Linked DNA regions of Homo sapiens: region 2 is linked to region 1. The links are chromatin loops, found by intact Hi-C in ENCODE. Cell type or tissue: PC-9. All regions are shown on one strand.

Region 1 (2,500 bases):
TCAGACAAATTTTGCATCCCACTGAGTGTCATTTAAGACCACATCTCCATTCACCTGCCTCCCATTCCCAGAATCTGCGGTCACGGTCTTAGGTGGCTGTCGGGGTATTTTGGTGGAAATTTTTAGAAAGCCCTTGGAGGGGAATCAAACAGGTGACTGAAACTGCTGGTGTGCTTTTAAGAGAAGTTGGAAGAAGAGACATTCTCTGTGCACAGGGTAGTAAATGCACATGCCTGCAGGCTCAGGGCACAGCCTGCCCAGCCACATCTACTAGGGAGTGATGGGAAGTGTGGTAAAATGGAAAAGATCTTGCTGTGTGAAAGATATGGCGGGGAAGAGGGAACCAGGCACCACTCAGGTCTAGCTGATGGTTAATGAGTCTTTGGATTTTTCAGGAAAAATTGAATATCTAGATTTTGTGTAAAGTTTCTTTATCTCAAAGCTATCATGGGCCAAACAAAACATGTCTATTGGTAGCTAGTAGGAGACGATCATTCCCAACTCAACTGGTTTGTTAGTCAAGTAAAGGGTTGCATGATGGGCATACTTAGTTCCGTGCTCCAGAGCTCTCTGTAAAGGTGTATTCCTGTTGTTTCTCAAGTTTACATGAGGTTCTGTAACTCCCAAAAAGTTGGCAAGGTTTATTGGTATGCAGAGGCTTACGTTTAAATTAAAGATTCCTGTACTTACATGTCACTGTTAATTAGCCCAAATTTCACTCCCAGCCTTGGTGTGCGTATGGCATCAACCTTAGAAAGCCTTGGAGCCCACCTTGCCTGCCACTCTTCCTATTCATTTCTACATGAATGCATGTAGCCCCAGGGGGAAGGTAGCCTCAGTCCTGTTGGGGTCCTGTTATCTGTGGAACCCCTGGAGCCCCTTTGTCCCCCGTCCCCAGCCTCAGAGGTGGGACAGGGTTGGATCTGGATGTTAGCTGGCATTAGGTGAGAACAGTGGAATCAAGACCCAACCCACCACTCCCTCCTACAGCTCTGTCGGCTTCTCCCAAGTCTTAACAGCTGACCTGGGGCTGCTAAAATCCAGGTCAGAGGGATTACAAATTGCATGGCCTTCTGCCAGTCTGGGCGGTTGGCAGAATGTGGGTCGAGAGAGCTGTGTTGCTGAGTCATCTCTGCTCTGACTCGCTCATCAGTGAAATGAAGGCTGTCCTTCTCCATGTTCAGGGGCACTGGGGACAAGGCCTGTAGCTCCCATTTGTGGAGGTGCTTCCTGTTGGTTTTAGGATGCAGACCTGATCCCATGGCTTAGCCTCCCAGGCTCTGCATGGCCTGAGCTCTCGGCCTGCTGGCCTCTGCTCCATCGCCCCTCCCTTTGGGCTCTGTGCTTCAAAGCTGGAGCCTTAATTCAGGGGTGGTGGTGGTCGTGGTGGTATCACTTATTTCTTGGCGGGGGAGCACAATATATTTGTATATTTTTTAAATCAACTTTTAATTTTGGAATAAGTTTAGATTTATAGAAAATTTGCAAAGCACATTTGCAGAGCAAATACAGAGTTGCTGTATAACCCAGTTTCCACTAATTTAATAACTTACATTGCCATGCTGCATTTGCCTAAAAAGGAAACCAACATTGGTATATTGCTATTAATTAAAATTGCTTTATTTGGATCTCTCCAGTTTTTCCATTAATGTCCCTTTTTCTGTTGGGAGATTCAGTTCATCATGGCGTATTGATTTAGGCTCATTTCAGTTTTGCCAAAACTTCTTGCATCCTACCACCTCACGGTCCATAGAGCATATAATTCCGCCTTTCCCTTAAGTGTTCTCTTTGTACAACTATTCTCAACTTAGTGAGCTACCTGGGAATTATATCTTCATTCATGGGTCAGATCCTGTCTACATCTCCCTCGACTGTCTTGTAACTCAGGAGATGGCACCACCTGTGCCCTCCTCATGACTGAGTCCTTGTCTTCTAGCACAGGCCAGAGCTGTGGAGTGCTTAGTGAGTATCTGTGAGCTGATTGAACAGCTGGGCTTAGTAAATCCTTCCGTTTTTTCACTTTTTCTTTTCTTTATTTTATTTTTTTTAATTGAGACAGGGTCTCATTCTGTCACCCAGACTGGAGTGCAGTGGTGCAATCACGGCTCATCGCAACCTTGACCTCTCAGGCTCAGGTGGTCCTCCCACCTCAGCTTCCTGAATAGCTGGTATTACAGGCATGTGCCACCATGCTAATTTTTGTATTTTTTTTTGTAGAGTTGGGGTCTTGCTGTGTGGCCCGGGCTGGTCTCAAACTCCTGGGCTCAAGGGATCCGCCTACCTCAGCCTCCCAGAGTGCTGGTGTGAGTCACTGCACCCAGCCAAATCATTCCTTTTTAAACACAAGAGCTGCAGCTCTCCACAAATGACAGATCTGTGAGCTTCCATGGGGCTTGCCAGACAGGGAGCCTTAGGCACAGAGCACGAGCAGGCAGTGTTCAGCTCAGTGGATCCCTCTTGAGTCCCGGTGGATGTGTAACCAGTGTGGCCCGCAAGCTGT
Region 2 (2,500 bases), 51 kb before region 1:
GAGGTTGCAGTGAGCCGAGATTGTGCCATTACACTCCAGCCTGGGCAACAGAGCGAGACTTTGTCTCAAAAAAAAAAAAAAAAAATGCTGGGCGTGAGCCATCACACCTGTAATCCCAGCACTTTCGGAGGCCAAGGCAGGCGGATCACGAGGTCGGGAGATGGAGACTATCATAGCTTACATGGTGAAACTCCGTCTCTACTAAAAATACAAAAAATTTGCTGGGCGTGGTGGCGGGCACCTGTAGTCCCAGCTACTCGGGAGGCTGAGGCAGGAGAATGGTGGGAACCTGGGAGGCAGAGCTTGCAGTGAGCCGAGATCGTGCCACTGCACTCCAGCCTGTGCAACCTCCACCTCCCGGGTTCAAGTGATTCTCCTGCCTCAGCCTCCCAAGTAGCTGAGATTACAGATGTGTGCCACCACGCCCAGCTAATTTTTGTATTTTAGTAGAGACAGGGTTTCATCATGTTGGCCAGGCTGGTCTCAAACTCCTAACCTCAAGTAGTCCACTCGCCTTGGCCTCCCAAAGTGCTGGGATTACAGGCGTGAGCCATCACACCCAGCTGGTTCTTTCTTAAAATGGCTGTTTAATCCTTCAGCTCCTGGATTGTTTTACTGGGTTCCTTGGATTCAACTTTCTCTTTGATCCCATCGATCTTCCTTGCCATCCAGATCTTGAATTTTATTTCCATCATTTCAGTCATCTCAATCTGGCTAAGAACCATTTCTGGGGGACTAGTGTGTTTGTTTGTAGGTAAGGGGGCACACTGGCTTTTTGAGTTGCCAGAGTTTTTGCATCGATTCTTTTTCATGTGTAAGGGTTAGTGTTCCTTTAACTGTGATGTAAGTTGAGTACAGTCAGTTGGCTTCTTTTTAGGGTGTTTTCAGAGGGTCACGAGTATGTACAGAATGTTTATTTGTTGCTTAATCTTTGCCTTAGTTTTCACAGGTGCTGTGTACTGGCAAAATATTTTTGTATTGTATTTTCTGCTGTGATCCAGTAGGTGGCACTTAAAAGTGTTAGCCAGCGGACAGGCAGATAGGCTTTTCTCAGCTGCACAGCTCTTTTGTGTTTTCCTCAAGTTAGCATAGTGCTTTTTAGGGGGTGGGGTAGAGATGACCCCCTCACCTTGTCCACCCCTAAGCCTTGGAAGAGCCCCCTCTGATCACTGACTCCATGCCTGTATTTCTTTTATTAGGTGTTCTCGTCCATGGGGCTTCCTCATGCAGGGGCCACAGTTGGCAAACAGGTCATATCCTTTCCGGAATGGCTGTACAGAGGGAGGCACAACCCACTCCTCCACTGACCTGTGAACTTGGGCATCTCACTTCTTTTAGTGATGCAAGAGTGAGGACTCCCCCACTGCTTGGGCACCACCCAAGCCAGCAAGAACTGCTTGGCTAGGAGTTGCAGGGATGAGTGGGGTCACCTAATCTGCTGTCCAGCTGCTTCCCAGGGGAACATGGAGTTGCCCCCACCTGCAGAGTTCATATAAAAGCAGGACTGTTGGGCTGGAAACTCTAGCAGGTGTGGGCTGCTGGCCTTGAGCAGTGGCAGTGGGTGGAGTCACTCACCATGCCATTAAGGTGTTTCCTAGGAGAACAAGAGACTGTGCTTGTCAGCAGAATTCAGACAGAAGTGGTACCACGGGGCTGGAAGCTCTAGCAGGTATGGCCTGCCTGGCTACAACTGGCAGGGATTGGGTGAAGTTGCCTATCCTGTTGTTTGGGTGTTTCCTGGAGGAACAGGAGGCTGAACCTGTTGGTGAAGTGAAAACAGAAGCAGGACCATTGGGCCAGAGGCTGGTGCTGAACTTTGTCTAGTGATTTGGGGTGGAGCAATCTTACTGCCCTCGGGTACCATGACTGCAGCCTCTGTTGGGGCTATGGCACTGGTGCTGGTCTGTTCCAGGGTCCAAGGCTTCCAGCAGTCCCTAGGGACTTGAGAGTTGCCTCCACAAAACTCTGGGTGGCTCTCTGCATTGGCTTAGAGGTGCAGGGAGTGGGTCAAAGAGATTCTCCTGTTCCAAGGCTTGCACAGGTCCCTGTGAAGACTGTGAATCCCCCAGGGGCTCTCAATCACTTACTCTTTCCCTATGTTTGGGAGCTTCTTCTAGCTCCATGCTGATCACAGATGGGCTGCTCAGCTTCACTCCTCTCTCCTCTCTGTGTCCCCTTGCTGCCTTCATGGATGCTGATGTGGTTTCTTAGGGGATCACATGGCAAGATCAGTGTTCACTAGCCATTTTGTTTCCTCTCCATGACAGCAGTGCACATGATCTGCTTCTAGTCTGCCATTTTGACTTAACCCTGTACCCCCAATTATAAAATTGATCCTGGCACTTAGTCTGCTCTTAGCAAATGTTTACTGAATAAATGAGTTAACCAGTGTCATAGCTTCATGTGGCAACTTCTATTACTGCATAACAAATTAACTTAAAATCATAAGGCTGAAAATAACAATAAATATTTATTATTCACCCAGCTCCTAAGGGTCAAA

The links. A loop is a pair of places that touch in the nucleus more often than their neighbours do. Peaks named below come from ENCODE experiments on the same cell type or tissue, not always from the same donor. Only the 100,000 strongest peaks of a DNase experiment are listed, where the experiment ranks them.
Region 2: a loop joins it to region 1, with 4 times the contacts of the local background. A loop is called at or near these places in 12 of 110 quality-filtered maps.

The regions. Positions count from the first base shown.
Region 1 is chr7:55,545,619-55,548,118 of GRCh38, reverse strand. All of the region lies in intron 1 of VOPP1 (VOPP1 WW domain binding protein), which reads left to right. Among named protein-coding and RNA genes, the nearest start is that of VOPP1, 26 kb to the left of the region's middle. RefSeq lists an enhancer at 2,030-2,189. In PC-9, no CTCF peak of the experiment used is centred here; DNase peaks (open chromatin) are centred at 646, 1,078 and 2,438; H3K4me3 peaks cover 570 bases; H3K27ac peaks cover 2,500 bases.
Region 2 is chr7:55,596,612-55,599,111 of GRCh38, reverse strand. It overlaps VOPP1-DT (VOPP1 divergent transcript), which reads right to left. Exons shown (of 17, transcript NR_187585.1): 17 at 2,452-2,500. Among named protein-coding and RNA genes, the nearest start is that of VOPP1-DT, 25 kb to the right of the region's middle. In PC-9, CTCF peaks have their summits at 794 and 1,001 (motif pointing right); a DNase peak (open chromatin) is centred at 971; H3K4me3 peaks cover 337 bases.